Linked DNA regions of Homo sapiens: region 2 is linked to region 1. Evidence: chromatin loops called from intact Hi-C (ENCODE). Cell type or tissue: HepG2. All regions are shown on one strand. Each heading gives the region's core, and the rest is flanking DNA. Links, peaks and the distances in the headings are about the cores only. Region 1 overlaps LARS2 (leucyl-tRNA synthetase 2, mitochondrial). Region 2 has its middle 11 kb from the start of LIMD1.

The links. Peaks named below come from ENCODE experiments on the same cell type or tissue, not always from the same donor. Only the 100,000 strongest peaks of a DNase experiment are listed, where the experiment ranks them.
Region 2: it touches region 1 in a loop (2.2-fold over the local background); 18 of 110 quality-filtered maps call a loop at or near these places.

Annotation. Positions count from the first base shown.
Region 1 is chr3:45,530,832-45,540,536 of GRCh38, reverse strand. The region is part of intron 20 of LARS2 (leucyl-tRNA synthetase 2, mitochondrial); the gene reads right to left. Among named protein-coding and RNA genes, the nearest start is that of LARS2-AS1, 26 kb to the right of the region's middle. In HepG2, for the core only: no CTCF peak of the experiment used is centred there; no DNase peak of the experiment used is centred there.
Region 2 is chr3:45,579,352-45,589,056 of GRCh38, reverse strand. No RefSeq gene overlaps it. Among named protein-coding and RNA genes, the nearest start is that of LIMD1, 11 kb to the left of the region's middle. In HepG2, for the core only: no CTCF peak of the experiment used is centred there; a DNase peak (open chromatin) is centred at 5,756; H3K4me3 peaks cover 472 bases.

The sequences.
Region 1 (9,705 bases), core at 725-8,724:
TTGACACCTCTCCCTTGTTATTAGCCCTGAGACTAGTACAATGCATTAGAGGGATAGGTCTATGGCTCAGGGTATGGGCTGAAGCTGAGTTTGTGACAGAGGGAGTCAATTCCACCAAAACCAGCCCCAATAACACTGGGTTGTGAATGACAACTTTTTGTTTTATCTTCCTTGATGACAAATGTAGTGTACACACTCCTTGCAGAAAATTTGGAAAGGCCCAAAATATAAAAATAAAAGTCACGTTCAGCCAGATAGCATTTTTAACTTTTTTTTTTGAGACAGAGTCTCACTCTGTCATCCAGGCTGGAGTGCAGTGGCGCGATCTTGGCTCACTGCAACCTCTGCCTCCCAGGTTCAAGCGATTCTCCTGCCTCAGCCTCCTGAGTAGCTGGGGTTACAGGCGCCTGCCACCATGCCTGGCTAATTTTTTGTATTTTTAGTAGAGATGGGGTTTCATCATGTTGGCCAGGTTGGTCTCGAACTCCTGATCTCAGGTGATGCACCCGAAGCACTGGGATTACAGGCGTGAGCCACCGCACCCAACCCCAGATAGCATTTTAAACTTATTTTAAAATATAGTAATTTAATGTATTTAATAACTATTTGTATATATAAAGCAACTCTACAAAACACCACCACCACCACAAGATCATGCTGTAAATACAGTTTTGTATGTTCTTTTTTCCCATGTTTTAAAATGATATTTAATTTCATGGCAAAGAATGACACACAATTATATATATAATAGGACCCTAGTTTAATAAAAATTTTATATGAACAGATTGGAAGGAAATAGTAATAATATCAGTTGCAATAAAATAGTAATAACATTGGTAGTAAATAAATCAAAGTAGTATCTCTGGGGAGTAGAAGTATGGGTAATTTCTCTTTGTTTCTTTTTTTGAGACAGAGTCTCACTCTGTCATCCAGGCTGGAGTGCAGTGGTAAGATCTTGGCTCACTGCAACCTCTGCCTCCCAGGTTCAAGCGATTCTTGTGCCTCAGCCTCCTGAGTAGCTGAGACTATAGGTGTGCACCACCACGCCTGGCTAATTTTTGTATTTTTAGTAGAGACAGGGTTTTACCATGTTGGCCAGGCTGGTCTCAAACTCCTGGCCTCAAGCGATCCGCCTGCCTCAGCCTCCCAAAGTGCTGGGATTACAGGCATAAGCCACTGTGCCCAGCCTTCTCTTTCTTTTTTAAAGACTATGTTACAGATTTTCTACAAGGGATATTTTATTACTTTTTTAATTTGAAAAAATATTTAACATTTTTTCGTCCTGTGAGATCAGTTTAAGATTTTTCTTTTAGGTTCTTTTCATGATTTCATTTTCTTCTCCATTTAACTTTCAAATCTATTAGTAATTTCTTTTGTGTTTACTGTGAAAAAACATTATTTAAAAAAAAATAACATGGTCAACTTTCCAAACCCAATTTGTTGAATATATCTTCCCTTCCCTATTGGTTTGTGATTTTTCTTTCAAGTATTATACCAGGGACTGTTTCAAAAACTGTTCACTTCTGAGCTACTCAAAGTGCCTGTTTGCCATAAGGTAAATAACTTGGGCCAGAATGTAAATCAACACATCACCTCCTTCATTGAGAGGGAAAAAAAATGGTAGCCTAACTCAGCGGTGTCCTCGGTGACACAGCTGACTTAGGAGCTAGCACAAGCTCCTTATCTTGTTGTGGACTGGAACTGAGAGTTCCACCGACCGCTCTGACTTGCACTGTCCATCAGTCCATTCTGTTCTGTTGACCTGTCTTGGTTCTTGTGCCAGTGCCATAGCCTTATTTGTTGTAGCTTTCCATGTTTTACTACCTGGCACTCTTGCTGTAACCCTGTGTTGCCAGTCAGCCTGAGGGAAGTGAAGACTCCTTAGGAGCTGAGGATCATGTGGTATGAAAGACAGATTCCTGCTGCCCAGATGGTTCCTGTGGCCCGGGGCTTTTGCGCTTGCTAATGAACCTATTCTGTGTCTAACAGATGTGCCTTTTGGCAGAAGGAGAAAGAAGATTCCTGCTTGTTCCTCAGATGGAATCCTATTAAAACTCACATCTGAATATGAGACGGAGGTCACAGAAGAGAGATCATCACTTCTTTTAGTGAGCTGGTCCTGTGTGGCTTGTCCTGTGACCCAGCTGCAGCGGGAAGATTTCCAAAACCTCCGTATGGCAGTTGTACAGGATGCCTGGGAGATGAAAGGACCTTGGACACAAATGTTCTGGGCAGAAGCTGTTACAAATTCCACTTTAAAAAAAATGAGGAAGCCCAGCCTTCCTGGAGCAGTCAGGATGCTTATTTATAGTAGCCTGGGCCCCTGCCAACATTTCCATATAGATGGGAGTGGGGCCATCCTGTTCAGCAGTGAGGAACAGAAACTCAGGACCCTGGTTTTTATGTAGCGTTTTCGCCTCCTTGCTCATTTTAGGGAAGTAAGAATACCTAACACTTGCGTGGAAAATACAATGATTCCTTTATGTGGTAATGCCAAGGGGAGAGGTCAGGTGGAGAGCTGGCCTTCAGGACACACAGTCTAAACACAGGCTGGGAAGTGGCAAGGCCCTGGCACACAAGCCTACCTGACAAGGTCGGCTATGGCCCACAGCCCACCCCCTTCCTTCCCCTCCTCTGAGAGAGCTACTATTGCAGACTTTCCTGCAGAATAACCGAAACAAGCCTCCTCTTCCCACTGAGAGGTGGTGAGGTCACCATGTCACCATGGCACCCCAGAGTGATCATGGCTTCTGTGGATGGCAGTCCTCTCCTGGTGGCCATCTTCAGGCCTGCCTCCACCTCATCTCCTCACCCCTGCACTCATAGACACACCAGGGGGGAAGAGTCAGGGACTCTGCGGCGTCCGATCCCTGCTATGCCTCATGTAGCCTTGGCAATTCCAAGGAAGTGAATAGGAAGGAGGCCACTTTGCTTTATCCTTTACACAGAGAAATAATTTCATTGACAGTATTTTGAAACAGCAACATCTACACAGCACACACATTCATGTATAAAAAACTATCAGAGCATCAGTGGGTATCTTATTCTCCCCTGTAATTATCACACATACTTTTACATGATTTTTACGTTTATAATTTTGTTGAAGTTAATGAGTACAGTGTAAAGACAGCAAAACACAATAGCTACATTTCACAACCACTTTTTATAAAAAGCTACAAAGAAAGTCATCCCAAATTATTTTATGAAGAAAAATAGATTTGTGGACTGAGACCTCAAGAGGGAGAATTCCTTCAGAATCCCTAAGGGACGTAAAGGCTCTCTCACTGTGCTCTCAAAATTAAGGTGCTGATGGATTACTTGGAGATCACGAGTCACACACCAGAGGCAAATATTGAGAAGGAAAAGTCACACAGAACTATAAAAATGGCCAGAGAAACAGAAATGTTAAGGAGATCTTACTTATTTTAAATAACATATTTTGGACAAGGGACTAATCTCAAAGAGGCACACAAAGACAAAGACACACACACACACACACACACACACACACAGAGCAAAAGAAGGACCATCACCCAAATGCCCATCACTACATTCACTGGTTAGGACACCCTATCTCTGTTAAAAAAAGAATGGAATAGTGTTGATACAGAACTACTCTAAAGAACAGTAAGAGCAAAAAATGTTTGTATAGGATGTTAACATCTCTATAAAGGTAGACATGTCACATCCATCCACCACATGCTTCTGTCAGATTAAACATAGCATTGGTGACAAAGGTTCTCTGGGAAGCAACTGAGTGACAGCTTAGGACACACTCTCTTGTAACGTTGAATGCTTTACAAAACACGTATAGACATGCTTTTCAATTTAAAAATTAGGTTTCGCTTTGCTTCAAGAAGCCCAGAGAGGCACACTGGAAACTGGACAGATTTTCTGCAGATGGTTGTAGGCACTTTTCTCCCGAAGCTGGGCACATACAGAAGTGAGTTCACTCCCCAGGAGCAGTGCCCTGAGGACAGGCCAGCCAGGGCTCCGAGTGCTCCTGCAGGCACATTCCACGTACTCTGCCACACACAGCAGGAGGAATGCCTGCCTCAGACAGTAGTAAGATGAATGGTTGGATCTGGTTAGGTGTGTGTGTATGTGTAGGTGTTAAAACCTTCTTCAGACCAGGTGTGGTGGCTCACGCCTATAATCCTAGCACTTTGAGAGGCTGAGGTGGAGGTATCACTTAAGCCCAGGAGTTCAAGACTAGCCTAGGCCCTAGTCTCTACAAAAAAATAAAAAATTAGCCAGATGTGGTGGTGCATGCCTACGTCCCAGCTCCTCAGGAGGCTGAGGCGGGAGGATCACCTGAGCCTGAGAGGTTGAGGTTGCAGTGAGCTGTGATCATGCCACTGCACTCAGGCCTGGGCAACAGAGTGAGACCCTGTCTCAAAAAATAAACAAATAAAAATAAAAAATAAAACTTTCAATTGGAAATAAATTCCTTCCTCCCTTCCTTCCTCTCATAGTCTATATTATTTTCCAGAATTAGAATCTCAACACTCAAGACTTATGAGTTTAGAAAGGCAATTTAAAAAATCCTTTATTCTGCAATAATTATAGATTCACAGGAAGTTACAAAGAAATGTTCAGGAGGTCCTATGTGAGGTCCTGTGCACCCTTCACCCAGCCTCCTCCAATGGTCACAGCTGGCATGATTATATCACAATATCAAAACCAGGAAGTTGACATGAATGCAATCCACAGAGCTTATTTGGATTCCATCAGTTTAATAACTAATGTGTGTGTATGTGGGTGTGGGGGTGTGTGTGTGTGTGTGTGTGTAACTTAGCATAACCATGTGTAGTTTCATGTAACCACCATCAGTTAACACAGCCAAGAGCCAGAAGAGTTCCATCATCACAAGGCTCCCTAGCGCCACTCTTTTATGGCCACCACCCACAACTCCTAACCCATGGCAACCATGAATATGTTCTCCATCTCTACAATTGTGTTATCTCAGGACTGTTATATAAATGGAATAATATGGTAGATTGCTTTAGTGATTAGCTTCTTTCAATCAGCATATTCCCCTAAGATCCATCCAAGCTGTTGCCTGTTGGGTCATTTTTCAGGATGGTGAAATTACGTCTCCAACACGAGCACCACCAAGGAGCTCGCTGTTTGGTGATTTTCTTTCTTTCTTTCTTTTCTTTTCTTTTCTTTTTTTTTTTAATTGAGACAGATTCTCACTCTGTCGCCCAGGCAGGAGTGCAGTGGCACAATCTCAGCTCACTGCAACCTCCACCTCCCAGGTTCAAGCGATTCTTCTGCCCCAGCCCATCCTGAGTAGCTGGGATTATAGGCATGTGCCACCACGCCTGGCTAAGTTTTTGTATTTTTTTAGTAGAGACAGAGTTTTACCATGTTGGCCAGGTTGGTCTCCTGACCTCAGGTGATCTGTCTGCCTCGGCCTCCCAAAGTGCTGGGATTACAAGAGTGAGCCAGTGTGCCTGTTAGATGATTTTCTGCTCTTTTACTGTTGACCAGCAAAGGAACCCTTGAGTCTTTTGTCTAGAAACAGTGTCAGTGGCTCCAAATACTCAAAATTTCCCTAGGCAAGCAGCTACCACCCTCATCTAGATAGGACAATATTATGGTAAACAAAAGAAACTTTGTGAATTCAGATGTGGTGTCTTTAGCTTCTCAGATCCGAAGCTTCAGGAAGGAAAAAAAGATTTCCTCATCCTGTTTGCAAACTGCCAAGACGCTGGGTCTGTTTCTTATAAAAGGTCTCTGTTTACTCTTTAAGCAATTGATAGAGGACTGTTAGGTTCTAAGTACTTTCGGCGTCTCTAAAATGTTTGCTTTTTATCCAGGGCAATAATGGCCATTATGCCAAGAGGACTTCACATCTCCCTTAAGATATAGATCTCAATTCTGTTGCTCTTTGGGGAGAACTTCTTTGAAAATCAGCCTCTCAGGGGAACTCTAGGAATGGTCATTTCTGACATGCCACCTTGGTGGACCATGTTTTCTTTAGTCATTCTGGAGTTATCTTTCTAAGATGCAGGAATAAAACTGAAGGTATATGAAAGGTAAGTGTTTTAGAAAAAATGAAATATGCATAAAAGCTGTCCCAGATCCTTGGGACAGGAATGACTTGACAGTCTGAGAAGACAATATTAAGGCCCTATCACAATATAGTGCTTCTGTCTGCAAAGGACTTTCAACACTCTGTTACATTAACCCTCCTCAGATGCTGGGAGAGGCAGGAGGCATCATTTCCCCATTCTCTCCTGGGGGCACCTAATACCCATGAGTAATGACCTAGGGGGACATTCCTGGTACATACGACTCCTCACTTGCCTGGGCTATGTCCCCAGCTGCTCATTCAGGAAAAAACAATACACATCTCATGGGGGAGAGCAGGAGACATAGGTTTCCCACTGCTTCTTTGAACTGAAAAAAAATGAGTTGCTATAGATCTGTAAAACTTCAGGGAGGACTGCAACTGAAATGAACACAATGTCCACTGCTCCAACTGCTCTCTCCCGCTTTCCTACAAATGCCTAGAACACTGCCTGACACATAGTACACGCTCAATAAATGTTTATGGAATGACTGAATGAAACACTGTAGCAAAACTAAGGTTCAATCTAGATCCACTCTTTATTATAAAACTGATCACAAAAGCCCCAGTGGGGTGACGTGTAGAAAAATCACGGTGCAAAGTTTGAAATGGGCTAGTTTCTACCACACTTCTTTAGAACATGTCCTGTTGGAGATCTGGTCACAGAAATGAAGGACAGACTGATAGAGGCAAACCACAGTGTACACTACCATAAGACCTGCCAGGGAGAGGAAGGACCCTAGACAGAGTAGATCCTCTGACCCCTGTATTCCAGATGCAGAGAGGGGCATGCTGGAGGGAGTTTCTGAAAATCCCATTTACATCAGTCCTTCCTGGGAGAAACAAAATGAAGGAGGTAGACAGATAAAGTGGGCCAAAGAAGGAAGATGAACGGGCGAAATATATATTCTGCGATGAGAGTGGGTGAGTTTATCACAAATTGGATCAGTATTGTTTTATAGAAAAGACTACGACAGAATTAACAGCAGGCTACTTAAAAGACTTAATGTGGGGCCGGCGCAGTGGCTCACGCCTGTAATCCCAGCAATTTGGTAGGCCGAGGCGGGCGGATCACGAAGTCAGATCGAGACCATCCTGACCAACATGGTGAAACCCCGTCTCTACTAAAAATACAAAAAATTAGCTGGGTATGGTGGCGGGGGCCTGTAGTCCCAGCTACTCAGGAGGCTGATGCAGGCAAATGGTGTGAACCCGGGAGGCGGAGCTTGCAGTGAGCCGAGATCGCGCCACTGCACTCCAGCCTGGGCGACAGAGCAAGACTCCATCTCAAAAAAAAAAAAAAAAAAAAAAAAAAAGACTTAATGTGACCACCAAAGCTAAATGAAAGAGCCATGTTTCCTGCTTAAGAAGATAATAAAAGTCTGCAAAATATAATATAATATGGCTGCAGCTTGTCAGGGCCTAATACCTCCCTCCCTTAAGGGTGTCTGTCTATTCAGCAAGGAACAAGTTAAGATCTTGTCCTGAAGTCTGCTGTAACACAGTAAAAAGAGGTGGCCGGGCGCTGTGGTTCACACCTGTAATCCCAGCACTTTGGGAGGCTGAGGTGGGCGGACCACCTGAAGTCAGGAGTTTGAGACCAGCCTGGCCAACATGGCAAAACCTCGTCTCTACTAAAAACACAAAAATTAGCCGGGCATGGTGGCACGTGCCTGTAATCCCAGCTGCTCAGGAGGCTAAGGCACAAGAACTGCTTGAACCCGGGAGGCGGAAGTTGCAGTGAGCTGAGGTGGCACCACCGCACTCCAGCCTGGGCGACACAGTGTGACTCTGTCTCAAAAAAAATAAAAAAAGACAGAGGCAACTCATTCCCTCTGTGAAGTCAGTGAAACCCTCTTTCACTAACCTAACAATGCATATTGAGAAAAAGCTAGTCTTAGTAAAATAACTGCAAAATTCTATATAACCCCAGCAAATAGATTTTTTTGCAAATAGATTTTTTTTCCCAAACAGAATTTAATGGTATATTAAGTCTACCATGACATGGTCAATATGAATTTATCTGAGGATATCTCAATATTAGGCAATCAATTAACTGAACATAAATCATATCTAAAGGGCAAAAGGGAAAATTAAAAGCAAATAATACATCACCTCAACAACTGGACAATAGGCATTAAGTAAAATATAACTCCCATTCCTAATATGAGTGCTGATAAACAAAACCAGAAGGCTGCTTCCTTAACATGACAGAGACTATCCATCCCAAACCAACAGCCAACATCACATCTAACCAGGGAAGCGTTTGTTGCATTTATATCTGGAAATAAGACCTGACTGCCTGTAGCCAGCATTCTTTAACACTGCATAGGGTTTTCTAAAAAGTATAATAAAGAAAATAATCAGACACCATGGCATAACTATTAGAAGAAGAAAACATCCTTATTTGCTGATCATAGAATCCTAGAAAATCTAAGAGGATTTTACCTGTTAAAGTAAGATCAGTAGGGAATTAGGATAGAAAACAAATATGCAAATAAAAATTTAAAAAATTATATGCCATTGGAATAAGTTCTGGAGATCTACTGTGCATCCTGGTGACTACAGTTAATAGCAATGCATTATTTAGTAGAAAATTGCTAAGAGAGTAGATTTTTAACATTCCCATCACAACAAATGATATGTGTGAGGTGATGGATATGCTAATTACCTTGGTTTAATCATTCCACAATGTGTACATATATCAAAACAACACATTGTACACCATAAATATATGCAATTTTTCTCAATTACATCTTTTTAAAAGGACAGTAGGCTGGGTGCAGTGGCTCATGCCTATAATCCCAGCACTTTGGGAGGCCAAGGAGGGAGGACTGCTTGAGCCCAGGAGCTCAGGACTAGCCTGGGCAACACAGTGAGACACCATCTCTATAAAAAGAAAAAATACAAAAATTAGCCGGGCGTAGGGGCATGTGCTTACAGTCCCAGCTACTTGGGAGGCTGAGGCACGAGGTCTGCTTGAGCCCAGGAGGTCAAGGCTGCAATAAGCCCAGATTGTGCCTCTGTACTCCAGCCTGGACAACAGAGTGAGACCCTGCCTCAAAAAATAAAAATAAATTTAAAAAAATTTAAAAGATTTAAAAAATCAATTATACTAAGAAAATAATGAGTTATTTTCCTCATATATTCCAGAGGATTCATGTTACTTGGATTAATCTATTAGATTAATAGATTAATTCTTTCTTATAGTTTTTTATCAGTCTACATATATTTTTCTTAACTGATCAGATTTCCATGGTATTAACCTTTATTTGACAACATTAAGAAGACTATCAACTCACAATAAATCTTAACTGAAATAAAACAAATGTTGGTGTCAATGTGGTTTTACAGAAGAAAAATATGCCAGCCATTATCAGTCAGAAAATATAGCAGAAAGAGATTCTATTCTACAAGAACACAAAAGAAAAGAAAATACTTGAGACAGACCATGAGCTAGGATGAAAGTTTGGATGAGGTAAAGATGTGAAACCTTCCTGAATTAATTCTAAGTTTAACCACATTTCAATTGAAATGTCATGGTGATTTTGGGGAAACTTAACAAATTATGCAGAGTTTTGCTGAGAAAAATAAACAGGTGAGAAGAGGTAAAATAATTATAAGAA
Region 2 (9,705 bases), core at 1,094-9,093, 48 kb before region 1:
AGTGGGGGTCAGACATGCCTCATTACACCTCTCTGGCATTAACATCAACACAGACCTTAAGTCTGATGAGAAATATTTACAATCTATTCTCTCTGGTTTTGTTGTTGTTGTTTTGTTTTGTTTTGAGATGGAGTTTTGCTCTTGTTGCTCAGGCTGGAGTACAATGGCATGGTCTCAGCTCACTGCAACCTCCGCCTCCTGGGTTCAAGTTATTCTCCTGCCTCAGTCTCCCGAGTAGCCGGGATTACGGGCACACGCCACCACGCCCAGCTAACTTTTTGTATTTTTAGTAGAGCTAGGGATTCTCCATGTTGGCTAGGCTGGTCTCAAACTCCTGACCTCAGGTGATCCACCCACCTCAGCCTCCCAAAGTACTGGGATTACAGGCATAAGCCACTGCACCCAGCCCAACAATCTATTCTCTCTGAAGCCTGCTACCTGGAGGCTTCATCTGCATGATGAAACTTTGGTCTCCACAGTCTCTTATCACAACCTAGACTTTTTTTATATTGATAACTATTTCAACTAATTGTTGGTTAGAAAAATTTTTAATCTACCTATAACCTGGAAGCCCTCACCCCCACCACCCCCCTCTTTGAGTTGTCCCACCTCTCTGGATGCAACCAATATATATCTTAAATGTATTTGATTGATGTCTCACATCTCCCTAAAATGTACAAAACCAAGCTGCGCCCCAACCACCTTGGGCACATATTCTCAGGATCTCCTGAGGGCTGTGTCACAGGCCATGGTTGCTCATATTTGGCTCAGAATAAATCTCTTCAAATATTTTACAGAGTTTGACTCCTTTTGTCAATGGGTGTTTGGTGAGGACCTGCTCTCTGGTTCATAGATGGTACCTTCTGCCTGTGTCCTCACATGGTAGAAGGGTGACCAAGCTCCCTCAGGCCTCTTTTTTAATGGCACTAATTCCATTCATAAGGGCTCTACCCTCATGACCTTCTTTTTTTTTTTTTTTTTTTCTTGAGATACAGTCTCGCTCTGTCGCCAGGCTGGAGTGCAGTGGCGTGATCTTGGCTCACTGCAACCTCCACCTCCCGGGTTCAAGCAGTTCCCCTGCCTCGGCCTCCCGAGTAGCTGGGACTATAGGCGCACACCACCACACCCGGCTAATTTTTTTGTATTTTAGTAGAGACAGGGTTTCACCATGTTGGCCAGGATGGTCTCGATCTCCTGACCTCATGATCTGCCTGCCTCAACCTCCCAAAGTGCTGGGATTACAGGTGTGAGCCACCGTGCCCGGCCCCAAAGTCCCACCTTCTAATACCATTACTTTGGGCGGTAGGATTTTAACATATGAATGTTGGGGCAGTGGGCATAAACATTCAGTCCATAGCAAGCTGTAAAGCATGGAGCCCCTGCAAAGCAGTGATCATTCCTTCCCATGGCCCTGCCTGTGCAACAGGTACCATTTTCGACACCCAGCTTTCCTTTAGGAAAGCTTTAGGCTGAGGCAGGACAATTGTTCATGATACACAGATACAAAAACTGCCTGCCACAGGGACACACTCATGGAATGTGAATTTTTTTTACTTGACCTGCCCAGAATCTCAGTAACATCAGTCAGATCATGGCTTTCCCTAGTGCAAACCCTCCAATGGCATCCTGAACCACACTTAGATCCTTTCCTTGGCTCTATGTGATCTGGTGCCTTGCCTCCTCTGCCTCCAAATTTTCCACTATCCTTTCCTCTTGCTCCATTCAGACACATGGACTTCTTTGCTGTTCCTTGCCCTTGCCCTTATCATGCATTCACTCACAGAACAAATGGTACTGAGCACCTGTAATGCCCCGGGCCCTTTCCTAGGTGCTGGGGATACAGCAGTGGACAAAACAGATGAACATCCCTGTCCTATTTGGACTTCCATTCTAGTACATTTGAGTGGGGAGGATGGACAATAAACAGAATAGGTGCATGCCTTACAGTACATATTAGAAAGGGATGGGAGCTATGGTGAAAAATGAAGCAGGAAAGAGGACATAGGGAGGGGTGCAATTTTAAACACAAGGGTCAGGGAAGGTCCCACTGAGCAAGTGACACCTGAGCAGAGACCAGAAGAAGAACAAGTGCAAGGAGAGACGGAGACAGCCATCTATGCAACTCTTTCTAGGAGTTTTGTTGGGTAAAGTGAATTAGAGGGAAAAGTGCCATGAAGAGAGGGTTTTTCAATTTGTTTAAAATGTGGGCCAGGTGCGGTGGCTCACGCCTGTAATCCCAGCACTTTGGGAGGCCAAGCCAGGTGGATCACTTGAGGCCAGGAGTTTGAGACCAGCCTGGCCAACATGGTGAAACCCCATCTCTACTAAAAATACAAAAATTAGCTGGGCATAGTGGCGCACACCTGTAATCCCAGCCACTTGGGAGGCTGAGGCAGGAGAATCGCTTGAGCCTGGGAGGTGGAGGTTGCAGTGAGCCAAGATCATGCCACTGCACTCTAGCCTGGGTGACAGAATGAGACTCCATCTCTAGAAAAAAAAATAGGCAGGTCACGGTGGCTCACGCCTGTAATCCCAGCACTTTGGGAGGCTGAAGCGGGTGGATCATCTGAGGTCAAGAGTTTGAGACCAATATGGTGAAAAATCCCATCTCTACTAAAAATACAAAACTCAGCCAGGCACAGTGGCGTGCGCCTATAGTCCCAGATACTCAGGAGGCTGAGACAGGAGAGTTGCTTGAACCCGGGAGGCAGAGGTTGCAGTAAGCTAAGATCACACCACTGCACTCCAGCCTGGGCGACAGCAAGACCCCATCTCAAAAAAAAAAATTACATTTTAATTAATTAATTAATTAAAAATGTGGGAGATTGGCTGGGAGTGGTGGCCTACACCTGTAATCCCAGCACTTTGGGAGGCCAAGGTAGGAGGATCACATGAGCCCAAGAGTTTGAGCCCAGCCGGGGCAACATGATGAAACCCTGTCTCTACAGAAAATACAAATATTAACCAGGAATGGTGGCGTGCGCCTCTAGTCCCAGCTACCTAGGAAGCTAAGGTGGGAAGATTGCTTGAGCCTGGGAGTGGAGGCTGCAGTGAGCTGTGATCATGACACTGCACTCCAGCCCGGGAGACAGAGCAAGACCCTGTCTCAAATAAATAAATAAATAGTAGGAGGTGGTAGGGCATGTTTCAACACTGGTGGGAATGACCCAGTGAGATAGGGACATGGGAGAGGAGCATTGCTAATGTAGAAGGGAGAGGAGAGAGTTTTCCTTGAGTAGCAGAGAGGGATTGGACTTCAATGCATGTTTCATCCATAGTAACAGGAAGGAAGGTTTTGGACAAGAATCAGGTAGGTAAGTACATGAGGTGTTGGAATCTTAGAGTGGTAACTCTTCTGATTGCTTTAATTTTCTTGGTGACATAAGCAAGTAAGGAAGGCATCTGAGAGGGAGGCTGGCAAAGTTGCCATGGGAATTGGTTGTCCGGGGAGTGGGAGGATGAATGGCCCAGGGAAGCATGAAGGCGCCCCACCCCAAGATTCTGGGCATGGGTCTCAGTGAGGCCAGCCAACACAGTGGCATGTTTTTCTCTAGCCAGGGTTCAGCTGCACAGATGTGGGTATGGAGTAGGTGGAGAATTGGGTCTAACTAGGGCTGGCTTTTGTCGAGTGAGTGCAGTGTATCTAGAGTGGGCAAGAGGGTAGCCATTCCTCTGCCTCGAACCCACTGTCCCAGATATCCACGCGAATCCCTCCCTCACAACCCCCAGGTCTCCACTCAGCAGTCATCTCCTTGGGATGTCCTTCCTTACACCCTTCTCTCTATCCCTCTCCCTACATGACACACAGTGAACATCTGTTTCATTACTTGTTTGCTGTCTGTCACCTCACTAGGATGCAGACCCCACAAGGCCATGGATCTTTGACCATTTGGTTCATTGCTGTATCCCAGGAACCTAGAACAGTGCCTGGCACATGGTAGGGGCCCCCCCAAATGTGTGGTAAATTGATCGCATCGGAAAAGGGAGCACTGGTGTGGTGTTGCCGTCTATAAGTAGAAGAAATTAATTGGGCTAAATGGTGACCCAGATTTGGAAAAACAGAGAAGAGAGGGCCAGGCACGGTGGCTCATGCCTGTAATCCCAGCACTTTGGGAGGCTGAGGCAGGTGGATCACCTGAGGTCAGGAGTTCGAGACCAGCCTGACGAGTATGATGAAACCCCATCTCTACTAAAAATACAAAAATTAGCCGGGAATGGTGGTATGCACCTGTAATCCCAGCTACTTGGGATGCTGAGACAGGAGAATTGCTTGAACCCGGGTGGTGGAGGTTGCAGTAAGCCAAGATTGCGCCATTGCACTCCAGCCTGGGCAACAAGAGTAAAACTCCACCTCAAAAAAAAAAAAAAAGAAGAGAGGCTGTATTGTTACTCTTATAAATTTGTATGTCTCTGCAAACCTTCTATAGATCTTGTTTGAACACTTTGTACCAAATACTTAATCTTTTATATATCATATTTGATGAATATTAGTGATATATAGCTTAATTAAGAATATGACTACATATAGGCCAGGTACGTTGGCTCACACCTGTATCTCAGCATTTTGAGAGGCCAGGGCAGGTGGATAACTTGAGGTCAGGAGTTTGAGACCAGCCTGGCCAACATGGTGAAACCCTGTCTCTACTAAAAATACAAAAATTAGGTGGGCGTGGTGGTGGGCGCCTGCAATCCCAGCTACTTGGGAGGCTGAGACAGGAGAATCGCTTGAACCGGGGAGGCGGAGGTTGCAGTGAGCTGAGATCACGCCACTGCACTCTACCCTGAGTGACAGAGTGAGGTTACATCTCAAAAAAAAAAAAAAGTATGACTACATATATATATATATGTGTGTGTGTGTATGTGTGTCTGTGTGTGTATAAAAGATATCTGAGTTTAGAATATCTGTTTACAGTTGGGCACAGTGGCTCACACCTGCAATCCTAACACTTTGGGAGGTCAAGGTGGAAGGATTGCTTGAGCCCAGGAGTTTGAGACCAGCCTGGGAAACGTAGTGAGACCTTGTCTCAAAAAATAAATAAATAAATAAATAAATAAATAACCAGGCATGGTGTTGCATACCTGTGGTCCCAGCTACTTGGCAAGCTGAGGTAGGAGGATCACTTGAGCCTGGGAGAGCAAGGCTGCAGCACGCCACCGCACTCCAGCCTGGGTAATAAAGCAAGACTCTGTCTAAAAAAACAAAAATCTGTTTGCACGCATATATATATGTTTTTCATATCGATATATATAAAGAATTGTTGGCTAAAGGGCATTTGAAAAGCCCTAGTCTAATAGACTGTAGGCAGTAAATGGAGCTCAGGCAGCCTATGAATTACCAAGGGGCCCATGAGGCAAAGGCCGCCTGTCTTGGGACAGAGCCCTGCTTATTTTGCAGCAAACTGAAAGGGCCTCTCTGTCGCTTTTGCTTGGCTATAGGAAATGTCTCTGCACACAATGCTGTGTGTGTCCCAAAGCTGGAGGGCTACTTCAGGGAGGGCTCTGAAAAGAATCTTTATATTTCAGCTGAGCACATGGACGAAGAATTAAGAATTAAGGTTCCTTTGGGCTCTTTCCATTCCACTGATGGCCCAGAGCAGGCCAGGAAAACACTGGCCCCTCCAAATCTGTTTCCAGAACAGATTGGTCTTCTCTGGCCCCAAGGTCCACTGTGGAATTGCCCCATGAATGAAGAGAAGCAGCTGCAATGGAGGCCCTTTCCTGGTGCTTGCAATGAGCCTTTGTCCCATGAGTTTTCCCCTGGAAAGGTGCCAAGGCCAGACCCAGATATTAGGACCGTGACCTTGTCCTGTGTGTGTGGCCTCTGCCAGGCTGCTGGAGCCCACTGTCTTTGCCAGCTTCAGTTCTTCACCCCAGCCCTTTGGCCATGCAAGCAGACCCAGCTGGAGGCATGTGCCTAGCCACAGGCTCCCCATACACCCATAGGGGAGGGAGGTTTCCCGCTGGCCCTGGCCCAACCCCTCCCAGGGCCATCTGCTCAGAGAGCAGCAAAAGATGTTTAACAGTACAATGAACTGTAGTGCTGATTTCTGAATTGGCCCTAGTCACTGGATTACTCTTTTAAAAAATAAAACATGCATATGGGTTAAAATTCAAAAGGAACAACTGAACATACAGTGAAAAGAAGGTATCCTCCCACTCCTATGCCCCAGTGTCCCCTCCAAAGCCAACTACATTACCAAAAGTCACATTACCGAAGTACCTGGTCATGTACAATTCTTTTTTGGTTTTGTTTTTTTAAAACACAGGAAGTAAATGCACTGCCTCTTGCTTTTTGCACTTAATAATATTCTTGGAAATCTTTTCACATCATTTCACATGCAGCTGCCTTGTTCTTTCTTAGGGCTAATATTTCTTTCTTTGAGTGAGTCATGGACTTTTTAACCAACCTCCTATTCACAGACATCTGGGCTGCTTCTGTGCTTTTGCTACTGTGTTAACCATAGCAAGGGATGACTTACAAACCATTTCACACCCGTGCAAGCATGGCTGTAGAGTAGACACCCATGAGTTAGGCATATTCTTGAGAACTCCACAGTGCTGCTGGAGTGACTTGGATTTCTTCACAGACACCAAGGAGGTCTGTCTGGCTCTCTGCGGGTTGTCATCTAGCTGTGGTCAGTGTGAGAATCCTTGATTATTTATAACAAGATCAACAAGGACCACTAACACATCATAGCACCTACTCTGTACCCAGCATCATTTTATATCCTCTACATAGATTACACTGTTAAATCTTCCCAACAACCCACGAGACAGGTTCTGTTATCTACTCCTTTACACAGATGAGGAAATAGGCATAAGGGAGATAAAGAATTTGCCTAAAATTCCACAGCTAGAAAAAAAAAATTCCACAGCTCGTAAGTGGAGGATCTGGGATCTGAACCCAGGCAGCCTGGCTCTAAACCACACCACCTCTCATAACCAAATAATCCAAGTGATTGCCAGGCTATTGAAGCTCCCAGAGCTACTTCCAGAGTGTGTCTATCAGTGAATGTTTGCCTGCCAAACCTGAATGGGGGGACCGTGTCTTCTGTTTCCAACACTACTGTGGGTCCAGGAAGAGGCCAGACTAGACTGTAAGCTCTGTGAGGGTAAGGATCAGGTGTGTCTTGCCCACCCTGGTATCTTGTACAGTATTTAATTAATTATTGTGAATGAATGAATGAATGAATGCATATTGTACTGGATAATAATCATGCTAATAATAGTTGACATTTGCTAAGCACTGGCTAAGAGTTTGCATTCTTGCCCTTAATCCTTATAACAGCTCTCCTAGATAAATTCCATTATCCCATTTTACAAATAGAGAAATGGAGGTTCAGAGAGTTTAAGTAGATTGCCTAATGGCACATAGCTGGTAAATAGAGGAGTAAGGATTTAATCCCTGAATGTCTGCTCTCTGTACTGAATGATGTCTGAGGTCTTATCTGCACCTAAGTTTTCAAATCCATGAATTTCCCACCTATGAGTTGACCTCCATTGGGTGCAGGCTAAAGGTAATAGCCACCTGCCAATCTTTTTTTAACTTTTGATAGAAGTATGTTATATGGAAAGAGTATAGCATGATGGATTTTCATTAACTGAATACCTGTGTGCAACCTGAACCCAGATCAAGAAGTAGCACCTGACCAGCACCCTAGAAGCCCGCTGTGTCCTCACCTAACCACCACCTTCCCAAGGGTAACTACTATCCTAACTTCCAAATGCATATATCAGTTTTGACTATCTCTGTTTTTCATGTAACTAGAATCACACAGTATGTATTATTTTGAGTCCAGTTTCTTTTGTTCAACATTATGTTTGTGAGAATCATTCACATTGTTGTGTGTCATTGCAGTGTGTGCATTTTTATGGCTGTGTAATATTCCATTGTGTGATGTACCATGCTTTAGCTATTCCACTGTAACAGGCATTTGGATAGTTCTCATTTTGGGGCTATTTTGAATAGTCCTGCTGTGAATATTCTATAGGGCAGGGCTGTTGGTGAACTAATGTAGACATTTCTATTGGGTATATCAATGAGAAGGGAATTGCTGGGTCATAGCATACTGGTAGATCCTAGTAATAGATCCGGCTAACCAGGGCTCTAAAGTGGTTGTACAGTTGCTATCAGCAAAGGAGAGTTCTTGCTCTCCCACATCCTCATCAACACTTGATTTTGCCATTCTTTTCATTTTACCATTCTGGTTGGTGTGAAGAGTTATCTCATTGTGGTTTAATCTGATTTCTCTGATGATAAGTAAAATTGAGCACTCCAAATCCCTTTATATAAGAAAGTCAGAAAACAAAGCCATTGCAGAACTACTGATTTTTTTTTTCTTTCTGAGAAGTCACTGAAATAAACCTCCCATTCTGTTTTCAGGATGATGTAAGAGACCTACCTCTTTCTTGAGATCCAGTGAGTAAAGTCCTGAGCTCAGACTGGACTGGCTCAGGGCCAATACTCAGTCCCCTTCATTCTCCTTCCCTATCCCCCTCTTATAAAAGAGTTAGGACCCCCCAGATCGCAATAAAACATGACAAAGAAGGCTTGTGTTCCCATAGTCTTTGTCAGATATTTGCATTTCATCAAACCAGTATATCTATCAAGGCCATGTACACACAGACCCAGCCTAGCAGAGCCTTTGCTAATCCAGCTTTGTCACTTAGACTTAAATATGCCCCAGATCAACCACATCACTGAATCAGATGGAGCCACAAGGCTTTCTTCTCTGACAGCAAAACCATAGAGGAATTTGCTATATAAGATTCTTCCCCAAGTGATCTGTTCTTTGAGCAGTTGTCTTGATCCATCAGAAACAAAACAAAGACCTTTGAAGCAACTGTCATTTAGATGTGCCAAGATGGATGTCTTAGTCTGTTTGTGTTGCAGTAACAGAATACCACAGGCTGGGTAATTTTTTTAAGAAATGTATTTCTTACAGTTCTGGAGGCTGAAACGTCCAAAGTCAAGGAGCCAGCATCTGGCAGAACCTTCTTGCTGCATCATCCTCTGGTGGAAGGTGAGAGGCCAAGAGAGCACATGCAAGAAAGAGAGCAGGGAAGGGGGCCTAACTCATCTTTTTATCAGGAACCCAATCCCACAATAACTAACCCACTCTCACAATGACGGCATTAATCCATTCATGAGGACAGAACCTTCATGGCCTAATCGCCTCTTAAAGATCCTGCCTGAACTTTGCAGGACACATTCAAACCCTAGCAATGAACAACTGGAATCAGTGTCAAGAGGGCGTAAGTATGGCAGTTCTAGAACCTGGAGACAAAATTACGAATGAGAGGCAAAGGGTAGAACAGAACAACCACAGCCACTGCACTCTGCTTGGTGCTTTACAAGATCTTCAGTTGGGCATTCGTCATTGACAGCTCTGCACGTTAGGAGCCATCCTCATTTGGCAGAAATGGAAGCTCAGTGAGGTCATGGCACTTACCTAAGGTAGCACAGCCTATTGGTGGGGGATCTGGAAGGCAGACCCAACTCCTTCCAGCACCAAAGACCCTGTTGTTCTCCTTGGCCCTCTAACAACTCCCAGAAGGCGGCCTCAGGAGCTGACTCATAGGGAGCTAAACACCTGATCCCACCTTTGGGACTGGCATGTGGAGACAGGAAGTTGCCACTGTAAACCTACCAAAGGAGCACTGACTACAAAGCCAGGTGACAGCAAGTGTTGTGGAGGATGTGGA